Linked DNA regions of Homo sapiens: regions 2, 3, 4 and 5 are each linked to region 1. The links are chromatin contacts, found by Hi-C or POLR2A ChIA-PET in ENCODE. All regions are on one chromosome and are shown on one strand. The core of a region is the stretch at or near the end of the contact, and the rest is flanking DNA. Distances in the headings are between cores, read along the strand shown. Region 1 holds the start of DST-AS1 (DST antisense RNA 1). Region 2 overlaps DST (dystonin). Region 3 holds the start of ZNF451 (zinc finger protein 451). Region 4 holds the start of KIAA1586. Region 5 overlaps DST (dystonin).

Region 1 (2,805 bases), core at 191-2,690:
CAATTGCTGAGGAGTGCTCCAGTTCTATCTCAAGTCAGTTTTTTTTTCCCACGAGTACACAATTTTTTCTTTCAAGAGGAACTCATCCCTATCTAAGCATTAATGGAAAATGGTCCATAGTTCACAACACCCAACGCTAACAAAGAAATAAAAAATCATGGAGGGCAAAAGGTCAGTATATGTGAAAGGAGGAAATAGGGAAGGAAGATTTAGACAAGACGTGAAGTTGACATAGGTCAGACTGTCAACAATCAGCTGATTTATCTAATAATAGCAGTAGCAATGAGGTATCATCCTGTCACTGTACTCCAGCCTGGATGACAGAGTGAGACCCCACCTCCTAAATAAAGTAGTAGGTGCAGCAGCTAATCCTTATATAACACCAGACATTATTCTAAACTTCATTTACTATACAACTTTATGAGTTAGGCACTACTATCGCTGTTTTACTGATGAAGAGAGTCTCAGAGAGGATAAGTAACTTGCCCATGTGACACAGTAAGGAGTGAAGATTCTATGTACAGCAGCCTGACTTCACTGTTTTTTTTTTTTTTGAGACGGAGTCTTGCTCTGTCGCCCAGGCTGGAATACGGTGGCGTGATCTCGGCTCACTGCAACCTCCACCTCCCGGGTTCAAGCAGTTCTCTGCCTCAACCTCCCGAGTAGCTGGGATTATAGGTACCCGCCACCACGCCCGGCTAAATTTTGTATTTTTAGTAGAGACGGGATTTCACCATTTTGGCCAGGCTGGTCTTGAACTCCTGACCTCGTGATCCACCCGCCTCGGCCTCCCAAAGTGCTGGGATTACAGGCGTGAGACACCGCGCCCGGCCAGTCATTACTCTTAAACACATCCATTTACATGCCTGGGTATCAGTTGGTTCCTCCAATGGACGCTTAAACTCACCCACTTTAGTATATGATACACATATATCTAATTTAAGGGAACTGTATCCATTTTACTCAGTTTAATGGATACTAGTACTATGTAGAATGAATAATAAGGAGAGAGCAGGAGGGAGGTGATAAATATGGGGCAGTTGTGAACCTATAGGCCCGCCGCGGAGCCCAGCAGCAGATGCGCCTGTGGGCTCTGGGGGGCAGAAGGGAGGGACCGCAGGCTGGTACTCGGCAGCCTCGCGGCGGCCGGGAGCTCAGGCGCAGGCGCGGCCCGGCTGTCAGGCGCTGATGCGCGGGGCCACCTGCAGAGGCCTCCTCACCCTGTCCCCGGGATGTCCCCTAGACGCGGACCCCCGTGCCCTCCTTGCCCTGTGCTGTCACAGAGTGACCTGAATCCTCCCACGCCAAAAAGATGGGTGGAAGAAAGTATTTCCAACCCTCCCCCCGATCATCCCTTACCCAGGGAGAGCCGCTGGCCCCTCAGCAGGGGGCTGCGCACAGCGGTGGAGCGATCTGCGGCTTTGTTTCTCAGGCACCTGTTGTGGATCCCAAATAGAAACGTCGCCCTTGGGGATCCGGGACCGGGCAGCCAGTGTCCGGGGGTGGGCGTGCTTGGCCGCACGGTCCACCAGGGTGGGCGGGCCTGGGGAGGGGGCCTGGGGCGCGTGGCTCTGCCTGGGAGGGAGGGGCCGAGAGGCGCCGGGGCCGGAGCTGAGCCAGCCGGGGCGCTGACCGCCGCGCTCGCCCCCTCCCTTCCGCCCTCCGCCCTCCACCCTCCACCCTCCACCCTCCACTCTCCACCCTCCACCCTCCACCCTCCTCCCTCCCTCTCTCCCCGGCGCGGGCGAGTGTCTGCGGCGCGGCGGCCAGGAAATGCCGCAGATGCGCCGCGCAGCATCCCCGGTGAAGGCAGCGCGCCGGTCCTCCCGCACCGCTGCCGCGGCCTCGGCCCGGCCCGAAGCACGCGCCTCGTGCAGGGCCAGCAGAGCGGTCAGCGCGGCCGCAGAGGGTCCGGGCGCCCGCCGGCCCCCGCCCGCCCTCGCCGCACGCCCCGCTCCTCCGCTTGGCGTGGCGCTGCTCGTCGCCGCCCCTGGGCTCGCTGAGATTTGCCGCTGCTGAAACCCGAGAGGGACTCGGGCTCCCGGAGCCGGGCGGCCCACCATCGGCCTGCCCGGAGGCCTGGGCGTTTCCTTTGCCGGCCCTGGCGCCGGCAGCCCCCTGCGCCCCCGCTCTGCGTCTTCGGCTTCCGTGCTTCTCCCCAGCGTGCTGCTCCTTCCTCTTTTCCAGTTCCCAAGGCTGTGTCTTGCTGACTGCGATACTGTCCGGGGGTTACGAGGGGGAGAGGGGAATTTGTCAGTCATCGCTTAGATAAACTTCGGCATGGCGGGTTACCTCTCCCCTGCTGCTTACCTGTACGTGGAGGAGCAGGAGTATCTCCAGGCCTACGAGGATGTCCTGGAGAGGTACAAAGGTATGTGGTCCCTGCCCTGGGGCTGCGGAGCTTGGCACTGATCAGAGAGGCAACCGCTGCCTTTCCTTAATCAGAGCCACCACTCCTTGGGCACGAGTAAACAGGTGTCTGGACCAGTCTTGGGAATGGACCAGGTCTTTTTGCACGGGATTTAGTACCCCCAGCGCAGGGAGGATGGTGGGGTGGGCGACAGTCCGGAGACGCCCTTAGATGAGCGGTAGAGAGGGGGGAAGGGGGTTGTTTCCAAGAAGCACATTGCGTTTTCTCTCCCTTGTAAAAGCTCTTAAGCACTACGCGTAATCATAATTCTTCCTGGGAGGGTGGATACCGATTATTCTCTATGGGATTACTAAGGCATTGCTGCTGCTGCTTGGCTAGGGTATTGGTTAGCCCTGTAGAAAAGGTTCAGCATCACTAGATCATTTTCCTTAAAA
Region 2 (2,805 bases), core at 178-2,677, 250 kb after region 1:
TTTTTTGTAGTGATGAGGTCTCTCTATGTTGCCCAGGCTGCTCTCGAAGTCCTGGGCTCAAGCATTCCGCCCACATCCTCCCAAAGTGGTGAGATTACAGGCATGAGCCACTGTGTCCAGGCTAAGTTGAGCTCACTTAAGTTCTTTCTGAGCTCAGCTCACCTATTCAGTTAAGGCTATTGTTGAGAAGAGATATAAAAGCCCTTCTACCAATTTACTCCATGACATAAATTAAAGCTAACATTAATGCTACTATAAGAGCAAAGGCGACTTCTGTAGAACTACTTTTAAAGTGTCACTCATTTTATTTCAATATTTGGCTTTTGACAGACGGTTTCTGGACCTCAGAAACTTTTGCAGGTCTATTTATTTTGTTCCTACCCTTCATATTTGGAATCTTTGGAATAGGGTACTCCCTGTGAGGTTCTTATAGAAAATACAAATTAAACCAGAAGAAGAATGGGAGTATTTACTGCTCACAATTTTAACGGGCTATTATAGGACCTTATTATGAAAAATAAAGTCTCTTAAAATGAAAAATCTAGTGAATTCCTAAAGGAACATTGTGAGTCAGTTACAAAGAAGTCAGGAAAAGTTAGTAAGTTGACCAAAGTAGTGAGAAATACTGGTGGGTAGACTTAAACATAAAGATATCACACAGGAAAGCCCTTGGTTTTAGGCACAGTGTGGCATTTCCCATCTGATCATTTTACCTCAAAGAATATGGGAATCTGTGCTTTAGAAAATCCTAATCTGGGCCAGGCGTGGTGGCTCATGCCTGTAATCCCAGCACTTTGGGAGGCTGAGGCGGGTGGATCACAAGGTCAGGAGATTGAGACCATCCTGGCCAACATGGTGAAGCCCTGTCTCTACTAAAAATACAAAAATTAGCTGGGTGTGGTGGTGCGTGCCTGTAATCCCAGCTACTTGGGAGACTGAGGCAGGAGAATCGCTGGAACCCAGAAAACAGAGGTTGCAATGAGCCAAGATTGTGCCACTGCCCTCTGGCCTGGCGACAGAGCGAGACTCCATCTCAAAATAAATAAATAAATAAATAAGTAAATAAATAAATAAAAGAAAGAAAGTCCTAATCTGGCAGCATGGAGAGAGGGCCAAAGCACCTGAGCCAGGAACGTCTAGCTTTCAGTAGTTGTCCCATATGTCCTGGGCCAAGCCATTCTCTTCCTTCAGCCTAAGAGTCCTCATCTGTAGGAGGAAGGGGATGGATCTGATCATTTATATGGTGTTGCATATGTCTGTCCATGCTATTTTGTGCAAAGCCCTTCTCGGGGTGGGGTGGGGGTAGCATATGAATGTATTTCAAATACCAAAAACACAAGTCTGTGGGAAAGAAGTTAGTTAAAAATATTTACTATGTGCCCACTAGGTGGCGGGCACTGTTATAGACAGTGAGGATACCAGTGTTAATGAGCCAGTTCTGAGCTGACTAATTGGGATCAGACTTACAAGTGAACGGCTGCCCCATAGCAGTGCTTCTAAGGAAGTCCTTTTCACAGCATAGAGTTATTCTTACTCAGCTCCTGTGTGCCAGCACTGTTCTAAGTACTTGGGATTACACAGTGAGCAAAATAAATTCCCTGTGCCCCCCTTGCACACTAGTTAGTGAGAATGTTACAGTAGACAATAACTAAGTTATATGGTAGGTTAGAAGGCAGTGAGTACTAAGGGAGAAAAGGAGTTAGGTAAGGGTGGTTGAGTGTGGGGTGGGGGACCAGTTTTCAGCATTTAAACGGGACTCAATGGAGATGGGTGCAATTAGCCAAGCAGATATCTGATGAAAGAGCTGTAACTAGACAACAACAGGAGAAAAAGCTCCTAAAGTGTTTACCAGGGTGGGGATGGAGGTAAGGGTGGGAGCAGCAAAGAATCTGGAGGTAATAAAAGGGGCTCTGGGGTAATGGGAGCGGGTCATTTGGCTCCATGTAAGCCATTATAAGAAATGTGGGAAATTGCCCAGAAGGATTAGTATCCTTTTTGCCACACTTGTATGGCAAATTGGGGTGAATGGAAGAAGATGCTTATGGCTGGAGGGAAAGGGACTTCACCTACCTGATGCCTCCCTGCTTCCCTGAAGACTGAGGGGATCAGTAGCTCTGCACACCTGTGACTTGCCTGCAGCACACCTGCCTGGGAGCCCTGCCTTCCTGCCTTCAGAGTGGATTTGAATTTCTGGCACATGCCCAGCTCTGCAGGAAGTGCTCTACATATGTGATCTCATGTACTCCTTAACAGCAACCTGTGATGTGTAGGAGTTATTGTCTCCATTTTCACATGCAGGAAACTGAGGCCCAGTGAAGCTGAGTAGCTCCAGGATTCTCTTTTATTATATCTGCTTCTCTAATGTCCATTGGGCTTCTCTGAATGTACAGTGTTCTTGCTTAGTTATTTTTGAAACCTTTTTAAAGCTTAAAGTTACAGATTCTTTTTCCCTATTTAAAAGTTTTTCCAGGATCATTTCGTAATAAAAAATATTATACTTGTTTGTCCAAAAATTAGGTAAAGACATTCTTTTTTGGGTAGTTGTGAGAAAGCAGGGAATAAAATGAGATCAGATTATAGACACTTATTTTAAAATTGGAATAGAAATTGGTTTTTCTAAACTTCTGAAAAATGGTGTCTGTCCTATCTGATTAAGTACATAGAGAAGATTGGAAATTTTCTTTAAAATAAGATTAGCATGCTCAAAATGCCTTGTTATTCTGAAATCCACCAATAAAAGGGAGTACGGTATAGCTTGAAAAGGGGAATGAGAAGCAAGTTGTAGCCCTGTAGATCATTGAAACC
Region 3 (2,805 bases), core at 197-2,696, 250 kb before region 1:
CACCCCAAAATACATCATAAAACACTCTCTTCTGCTTTGGAAACCCATGCTGTACAAAGTGTGCTCAGAAATCCTTATGTCCCTGCACTTGTCTGAAAATGAAGATTCCTAGGCCCCCGCCTGGAAATTCTGATTCGGTAGGTCTGCAGTGGGGCCCAGGAATCTGCCTGTTTATACTTACTAAGGCTTGAAAACTACTGTCTCAAAGGGAACAAACTCAGAAAAATAGAGCATGTTCCCAGTGATGTAGGATTCTTCATTATGAGCATCAACTGTACTATGCCGTAACATGATGATCTCAGAGGTTAGAGAAATCTTCAAGCTATTTGCCTTCATGTTAGAAGCACCATAACGCTAAGATTCTGGGCTCTCACAACCCTTCCTGTTTTCTACGTCCTTGCTCATCATTAGCAGCTCCTTCCTCCGTGTCGCCTTTAGAAGTTACTCTTGCTCCATTTCAAAACAGCGTTTTAGACACCAGCGTTTTTATCTTAAGTTTAAATGAAAGGCAGGGGGCGAGATTAAGTGTACAGCACGTTCTTTAGGACGTGCTCTTTGTGATGGCTACGGGGGTGGCTCAGATAGCTCTTTTGGTAAATTTCCCAATCCTGCGCCATGCTCCAGTGTCTAGTATGTATTAGACACTCATGAACATTAAATGACCAGGTGAGGTAACATTACATAATGGCCCACCATAGTCTTTTACTCTGGGAAAACCCCAATCATCATTGCTACTTACACTGACAAACTGAATGTCGTCTTCATTTTCATCCGTTGTTGACTCAGATGCCTCAGGGCCAGCTGGAGGGACAGATTCTATTATCTATAAAAACAAGCCAAAACATGCTTATCTGTTCAGCCACATTCGTGTAGGAAGAGAGCGTTTCCGAAAGGAACAATTAAAGACAGAGAGCTCTTGAGGAAAACGAACTGAGCACAATTTCACGGAAACCCGACTAGGAACGGAACTCGAGCTCTGGCTCTTGCCACAGAGTGTGCGGAGCTGCAGGGACCCAACGCTGAAAACGCGTTAGTTACCAGCCTCTCACAATTCCCCTTATCTACTCCAGGAGGAACGCAAGCTCAACACCGAAGGGCAATCCTGCCTTAAAACGTCGCTCCCACTGGCCCAGCCGCGGCCACAACGAACGCCAGGGCCCGTGCGGGGGGCCGGGCGGCCATTGTTGCTGCGGGTTCCTCGCTCAGACACGCACCAGGCCCCAGAGCTGGGCTCGGCCCAAGACACTGAAGAGGTATCGCCCCGAGGCTGCGACGGAGCACCAGGCCTCAGACCGCAGAAAACACAAACCCTTCGCGGTTCGCCTCTGAGAACGCCAGGACCCTCACTCGACTACTCACCTCCGACCCCGGGTCTCCCATGTCTCCGACGGCCGCGCTGACAGCACCACTGCTCCTGCTGTCCCTGCCGCCGCCGTCGCCACGAATCCCCTTCCCGCCCTGCACCGCCTGGCGCTACCGGGACCCGCCCCTGCGTGAGCGCCGACGCCACCGGCGGAAAGAGACGCAAAACCTCTTCAAAGGAGGAGCGGCCCTTACTGGCCCGCTATGCCCCCGGAGCCGCTTTCTCTCACTCCCGGGCTTCCTTCCCCGCGCCGCGCAGGATGCTGGGAATTGTAGTTCGGGTCCGCCCCGAGACCGCCCCTCGCCGGAGAGGAAAAGAACCATGCGCCTAAAAGACGCCAGCTGCAGTGGGTGGGGCGAAGCCAGGGGCCAGCTGGGTCCTGTGAGATAGCGAAGCACTGGGAAGATGTGGGAGGATGTGAAGGAGGGTTTGAGTTGGTATTTGTTTGGTTTTGGTATGGTTGTGAAGCGCAGCTCATTGATTTTTCTGTTTTAGCCCTGAAGGTGGGTGGTGGGAACGGATTTCTCTTTTTTTCCTTTCATTTTTAAATTTATGTATTTACTCATTTTTGAGGACAGGGGCTATGTGGAGGTTTAGCTGAATCCTAGGATCAGGAAAGAATCTGAAGTATCCTTACATTACACACCTCTTCCCTAGCGTCAGTCTCCCAGGCCCTGCCAGTATTAATACACCTGAGGAAGAAAATAGGGATGGGAAATCCAGGGCCCAATAGGAAAGGGAACCGAGGTCTACCTAACTATCACTAAACCCTAGCCAGTGATTTTGAAATGCACTTTTTCAATATTCTCAGATATACTGAGAGAATATGAGAGATCTATTTATAGACTGCTGTAAGGTTGACCTTTTAACCTTTTGTGTGTTCACACTCATAAACCAGTCTATAAAATAGATCTTTTATATTCAACTATGCATTTAATCTGTTCTCAGGTAATACCTTACCAAAAATTTAAAAAGGTTTTTTAAAAAAACACACCAATCGTTGTCAATAAAGTTTATGAAAAGAATTAAGTGATAACATTATTTTAGGCCAGGCGGGTCCTCACACTCTGGGAGGCCGAGGCGGGCGGTTCACTTAAACCCAGGAATTCGAGACCAGCCTGAGCAATAAGAGGGAACCTCGTCTCTACAAAAAATACAAAAATTAGCTAGGCGTAGTGGTCCTTGCCTGTAGTCCCAGCTACTCAGGAGGTTTAGGTAGGAGAATCGCTTGAGGCCGAGAGATTGAGATCCAGGCTGCAGGGAGCCAAATTCATGCCACTGCACTGCAGCCTGGGTGACAGAGCAAGACACTGTCTCAAAAAAAAAAAAAAAAAAACACAAATTATTTAACATCTCAGATTCCTGTTTTTGTTTGTATGCAAAACTACCATCTGATTGCCTAAGCCTGTAGTAATTATTGTTTAATATTTGACATTTCCTGC
Region 4 (2,805 bases), core at 109-2,608, 200 kb before region 1:
CACTTGTCTGAAAATGAAGATTCCTAGGCCCCCGCCTGGAAATTCTGATTCGGTAGGTCTGCAGTGGGGCCCAGGAATCTGCCTGTTTATACTTACTAAGGCTTGAAAACTACTGTCTCAAAGGGAACAAACTCAGAAAAATAGAGCATGTTCCCAGTGATGTAGGATTCTTCATTATGAGCATCAACTGTACTATGCCGTAACATGATGATCTCAGAGGTTAGAGAAATCTTCAAGCTATTTGCCTTCATGTTAGAAGCACCATAACGCTAAGATTCTGGGCTCTCACAACCCTTCCTGTTTTCTACGTCCTTGCTCATCATTAGCAGCTCCTTCCTCCGTGTCGCCTTTAGAAGTTACTCTTGCTCCATTTCAAAACAGCGTTTTAGACACCAGCGTTTTTATCTTAAGTTTAAATGAAAGGCAGGGGGCGAGATTAAGTGTACAGCACGTTCTTTAGGACGTGCTCTTTGTGATGGCTACGGGGGTGGCTCAGATAGCTCTTTTGGTAAATTTCCCAATCCTGCGCCATGCTCCAGTGTCTAGTATGTATTAGACACTCATGAACATTAAATGACCAGGTGAGGTAACATTACATAATGGCCCACCATAGTCTTTTACTCTGGGAAAACCCCAATCATCATTGCTACTTACACTGACAAACTGAATGTCGTCTTCATTTTCATCCGTTGTTGACTCAGATGCCTCAGGGCCAGCTGGAGGGACAGATTCTATTATCTATAAAAACAAGCCAAAACATGCTTATCTGTTCAGCCACATTCGTGTAGGAAGAGAGCGTTTCCGAAAGGAACAATTAAAGACAGAGAGCTCTTGAGGAAAACGAACTGAGCACAATTTCACGGAAACCCGACTAGGAACGGAACTCGAGCTCTGGCTCTTGCCACAGAGTGTGCGGAGCTGCAGGGACCCAACGCTGAAAACGCGTTAGTTACCAGCCTCTCACAATTCCCCTTATCTACTCCAGGAGGAACGCAAGCTCAACACCGAAGGGCAATCCTGCCTTAAAACGTCGCTCCCACTGGCCCAGCCGCGGCCACAACGAACGCCAGGGCCCGTGCGGGGGGCCGGGCGGCCATTGTTGCTGCGGGTTCCTCGCTCAGACACGCACCAGGCCCCAGAGCTGGGCTCGGCCCAAGACACTGAAGAGGTATCGCCCCGAGGCTGCGACGGAGCACCAGGCCTCAGACCGCAGAAAACACAAACCCTTCGCGGTTCGCCTCTGAGAACGCCAGGACCCTCACTCGACTACTCACTTCCGACCCCGGGTCTCCCATGTCTCCGACGGCCGCGCTGACAGCACCACTGCTCCTGCTGTCCCTACTGCCGCAGCCGCCACCACTCCCCTTCCCGCCCTGCACCGCCTCGCGCTACCGGGACCCGCCCCTGCGTGAGCTGGGAGGCCACTGGCGGAAAGAGACGAAAACCGCTTCAAAAGAGGGGCAGCCCTCACTGGTCCGCTATCTCCCCGGAGCCTCTTTCTCTCATTCCCGGGCTTCCTTCCCCGCGCCGCAGAGGATGCTGGGATGGTAGTTCCTACCCGCCGCGCGACCGCGCCGCGCGACTGCCCCGCGCGTGGGTGAAGAATGGAAAAAGACTCTGAGCTACAGCGAAGTCGTCTCCCTTCGGTGTTGCTCTACTATAATAAAATAGCCGAGTTCTTTCTCTCACTTTTTCACAACCAAATATTCGTCTATGTAATAGATCAATGGGAATGAAAAAAAATTGTGTGTGATTTGCTCAGAAATTGCCTTACCAAAATCGTGGCTCACCTTTTTATTTTAACATTTATTCACAAATGATTTTAAACATGAAATTTATGAAAGCAAATTTTAACAGAGAATATTCTTTTAAAGCTTTTATTTGTTTACCTCTATCAGCCTAGGACCACCTGTTATTGACAAGTCTGTAGTCCCAGAAAATCACCTTTATCATTTTGACCCTGATCTACAATGCACAAAATTATACAACAAAGGAGCTATGAGGTATCTGATTAGCCAACTGATCTTCAGCAAAGCAAACAAAAACATAAAGTGGGGAAAGGACACCCTTTTCAACAAATGGTGCTGGGATAATTGGTGACCCACATGTAGAAGAATTAAACTGGATCCTCATCTCTCACCTTATACAAAAATCAACTCAAGATGCATCAAAGACTTAAATCTAAGACCCGAAGTCATAAAAATTGCTCAAGATAACACCGGAAAAATACCTTCTAGACATTGGCTTAGGCAAAGACTTCGCGATGAAGAACCCAAAAGCAAATGCAACAGAAACAAAGATAAATAGACTGAACTTAATTAAACTAAAAAGCTTCTGCACAGCAAAAAAAATAATCAGCAGAGTAAACAGACAACCCACAAAGTGGGAGAAAAGGAGAACATAGGAACAAAGGAAAACATAGACTTACTAGGATTTTAAGGAGTTGGTGAAATTTAAGTGAAGCAGTGTTTTGATAGGTTCAAAACCGTCTAGTGCTGTGTGTAAAGGGTTCAACATCACATACGGACTGCATAGCGAGCCCAGGGTCTTGTTAACTTCAAAACTACAAAGTTAACACACACAGAGTATTGTGCTCAGAAACCCCTTCCTCCGTGTAGCCATGCCCTAAGTGTGTGGATTTATTTCTGGGTACTGTATTCTGTTCCATTTGTCTGTGTGTCTGTTTTTATACCAGTACCATGCTGTTTTGGTTACTATAGCTCTGTAGTAGAATTTGAAGTCATGTAATGTGATTCCTCCAGTTTTGTTCTTTTTGCTCAGGTTAGCTTTTGCTATTATTCTCGG
Region 5 (2,805 bases), core at 140-2,639, 180 kb after region 1:
CGGGCGCGGTGACTCACACCTGTAATCCCAGCACTTTGGGAGGCCAAGGCGGGCGGATCACCCGAGGTCAGGAGTTCAAGACCATCCTGGCCAACATGGAGAAACGGCGGCTCTACTAAAAATACAAAAAGTTAGCCAGGCCTGGTGGCAGGTGCCTGTAATCCCAGCTACTCAGGAGGCTGAGGCAGGGGAATCGCTTGAACCTGGGAGGCGGAGGTTGCAGTGAGCTGAGATGGCACCATTGCACTCCAGCCTGGGCAACAAGAGTGAAACTCAGCCTCAAAAAAAAAAAAACTGTTAGAGTGGGGCTGTCTTGAGTTAGCTTATGAGAGTGCCTATCACTCTCCTAGAGATTTAGGAAGTATGTAATCAACATGAGTTTCCCCTCCCCCCGCATGCTGCCACTGATCCACTAACAATAGGGCTGTAAAGCTTGAGGGAAGATGGGTTTTGATCAAAACTCTCCTTACTTAGAAACTTGACAAGTCCTGCCTTTGTCATGTTTCCCTTTAGCATTCTCTTACCTTTCTCTCACATGAAGATTTCTTTTACATTACAGGAGCAGCCGGTATATGTAACTCTATCTGTTTTTCTTTGATAGGTTCATCTATTTGTTTTAACACTTCTTGTATTTTGACTTGATTATTCACATTATCATCTTAGCCTGTGATATGAAGTAGTTTGAGATTTAGTTTTCTACCATAATAAAAATAAATTGATTCCCACTACCCCCTTTTTGGGGAGGGTGTATTTATCCTTATTAGTCACTAAAGTTTACTTAAATTTTCCTTTTATTCACTAAAATATAGGTACTGGAGGAGTTACTTCTCTATCAACATCAATACCATTCTCTGTATTCATTAAAATTTAGGCTGTTAATGGGATTGATTGTTCTTTGTGAAGTGAGAAAGTCATAATTCATTAGATATGTTTTAATTATTGAATTTGTTAGACTCTAACCTTGAAGTACTAACTAAGCTTGCTATAAATATACTGTTTCTCATCTTTGCTGTCTACCTTGTTGTTAATGGAGAGTCACTTTGTAGAAAAAAATATACTGTTTCTCATCTTTGCTGTCTACCTTGTTGTTAATGGAGAGTCACTTTGTAGAAAAAAAAAAAAGAATGTTTGAAAAAACTCAGGCACCTAGTTTTGAGAACAAGGGAAAATTACCTTCATAGCTTGTTGCTAATCTGTGCCCAAATATGAGCATGAAGGGATGTCTACACTGAGTTACGCAGGCCTTTTTTTTTTTTTCTTTTTTTTTTTTTGGTGATTGCAAGGTGAGGTGCTTTTTGCACCAATAAGAACAGTAAGGACATGCTAAGTCTGAGCATGATTTAATCGAAACAGTCATCTTCAGGAATTTGTTACGGTAACTTCTCTGCTATCATAGGATAAGTGAGGCATATGATCTTTTGAAAAGCAGATGTTAAGTGGCATATGTGTCTTCAGTCACCTCTGTGTGGGTTGTTCTGTAGTATAGAGGGTGTTCTAAAAATGATCTTTAGGAATGGAGTGAGGCTTGTTTTTGTTTTTGTTTTGTTTTACACTTCCACACAATCCCTTTTCAATTCCTTGCAAACTGCTGAGTATGTACTATTTTGCCAGCAAAGGCTGAGCCTGTATGAACCCAGCCATGTGCTTTGTCTGTGCATGTCCCCACACAGGAAGCACACCAGAGAAAGCGATACTTCAGGGTAGATTGATTTCATTAGAACTTCATTATCACCAGCCTCAAATGGTTCTGGCCAGCAGTCTTTTTCTATCTGTATGATTAACCCTTCTCTTCCTCACAGCACCTCCTCCCACCACCTTTTCTCAGTGTTAACAGGTGATCTAGACTCCTACTCTCAGAGAAAATTGAAGCCAACAAGTAGAAAGTCTTTTTTGCTACCAAAGACACAAACCTATCTTCTTCTGCATCCATCCTCACCCCCGCTGCTGCTGTTCAACACAGGAGTCCTCTCTCCACCTACCCAAAGCCTGTCCCCTCCTGCTGTGCCCTGGATCTTATCTCTGTCATTGCCTTAGAAACCTTTCTTGTATATATTCATCTTTTTCCTTCAATAGATCTTTCTTATTGGATTTTAAGCATGTTGCAGCCTCTTCTGTTAATAAAACAACAATCAACAAAAACACTCTCCCTTAACTGCATGCTTTATTCCAGCTACTACCTTATATCATTCCTTTCCTTCAAGGCCAAAGTCCTCAGAAGAGGTGGCAATATCCTCCATCATTTCTTCACTTCATACTCATTCTTCAACACATACTAATCTAGTCTCTTACCCCATAATTCATTAAAACACTTATTCTTGGGTCATGGGTGACTTCTGTATAGCTAAATCCAGTGGATATTTTTCAGGCCTCCTCTTCCTTACATTTTAGTATTTCACCCTATTGGCCATTCTTTTCTTCTTGAAATACTCTCTCCTTTAGCTTTTATGACACTGTACTCCTGGTTTTTCTCCCACTTCTTGTCTGCTCCTGCTTAGTTCCCTCTGTAAACTTGGCCTCTTTCACAAGGCCAGTAAACACTCGAGTTTTTCAAGATTGCCTGTTGGACTTTTTCTTTTCTCTCTGTGTTGTCTCTCATCCATGCTTACAGCCCTAATTACTATAACCATTGTCATATAACTGGGTTCTGTAGATTTGACTTTCTCAATATCTCCTGACTTGGCCACTTTTTATCCACTGCTGCCACATTCTTCTGCAAGCCACCATAGCCACTTAACTGGATTCTGTGGGAGTTCTTTGACCATTTAAATTTTTTTCTCTGTCCACCCCCAGATCTGATCATTTAAT

The links. Hi-C counts contacts between places; a loop is a spot of excess contacts on that map. ChIA-PET counts read pairs that join two places held with the same protein, here RNA polymerase II (POLR2A). Pooled maps may share reads with other maps.
Region 2: a pooled map shows a loop between it and region 1 (7-fold over the local background). The contact joins the enhancer-like site here to the promoter of DST-AS1 in region 1. A Hi-C loop is called at or near these places in 20 of 37 single-sample maps with no recorded cell type and 16 of 50 pooled maps. POLR2A ChIA-PET finds 5 or more read pairs at or near these places in 1 of 52 experiments (Panc1).
Region 3: a loop to region 1 is called in a pooled map, with 8 times the contacts of the local background. The contact joins the promoter of ZNF451 here to the promoter of DST-AS1 in region 1. A Hi-C loop is called at or near these places in 9 of 50 pooled maps. POLR2A ChIA-PET finds 5 or more read pairs at or near these places in 3 of 52 experiments (AG04450, GM12878 and endothelial cell of umbilical vein).
Region 4: a pooled map shows a loop between it and region 1 (2.5-fold over the local background). The contact joins the promoter of KIAA1586 here to the promoter of DST-AS1 in region 1. A Hi-C loop is called at or near these places in 2 of 50 pooled maps. POLR2A ChIA-PET finds 5 or more read pairs at or near these places in 2 of 52 experiments (GM12878 and activated CD4-positive, alpha-beta memory T cell).
Region 5: a loop to region 1 is called in a pooled map, with 4 times the contacts of the local background. The contact joins the enhancer-like site here to the promoter of DST-AS1 in region 1. A Hi-C loop is called at or near these places in 2 of 168 maps with a recorded cell type or tissue (PC-9 and endothelial cell of umbilical vein), 3 of 37 single-sample maps with no recorded cell type and 5 of 50 pooled maps. POLR2A ChIA-PET finds 5 or more read pairs at or near these places in 6 of 52 experiments (AG04450, GM12878, HEK293T and 3 more).

The regions. Positions count from the first base shown.
Region 1 is chr6:56,842,621-56,845,425 of GRCh38, reverse strand. It overlaps DST-AS1 (DST antisense RNA 1), which reads right to left and starts at 1,440. Exons shown (of 4, transcript NR_125866.1): 1 at 1,360-1,440. The region is part of intron 4 of DST (dystonin); the gene reads left to right. RefSeq lists silencers at 1,018-1,157, 1,498-1,697, 1,788-2,047 and enhancers at 1,131-1,998, 1,999-2,805.
Region 2 is chr6:56,594,278-56,597,082 of GRCh38, reverse strand. All of the region lies in intron 47 of DST (dystonin), which reads left to right. Among named protein-coding and RNA genes, the nearest start is that of DST-AS1, 250 kb to the left of the region's middle. Within about 2 kb of position 1,427, at least 3 of the 41 ENCODE cell types and tissues checked have a DNase peak (open chromatin) inside an H3K27ac peak, as active enhancers do.
Region 3 is chr6:57,088,829-57,091,633 of GRCh38, reverse strand. ZNF451 (zinc finger protein 451) reads right to left here and starts at 1,446. Exons shown (of 15, transcript NM_001031623.3): 1 at 1,360-1,446; 2 at 740-823. The coding sequence starts at 1,380. RefSeq lists a silencer at 1,388-1,457 and enhancers at 878-1,760, 1,628-1,777.
Region 4 is chr6:57,045,246-57,048,050 of GRCh38, reverse strand. KIAA1586 reads right to left here and starts at 1,358. Exons shown (of 4, transcript NM_020931.4): 1 at 1,275-1,358; 2 at 655-738. The coding sequence starts at 1,295. RefSeq lists enhancers at 1-770, 1,587-1,676 and a silencer at 2,306-2,600.
Region 5 is chr6:56,659,080-56,661,884 of GRCh38, reverse strand. All of the region lies in intron 10 of DST (dystonin), which reads left to right. Among named protein-coding and RNA genes, the nearest start is that of DST-AS1, 180 kb to the left of the region's middle. Within about 2 kb of position 1,389, at least 4 of the 41 ENCODE cell types and tissues checked have a DNase peak (open chromatin) inside an H3K27ac peak, as active enhancers do; they include GM12878, where a contact is called at or near this core.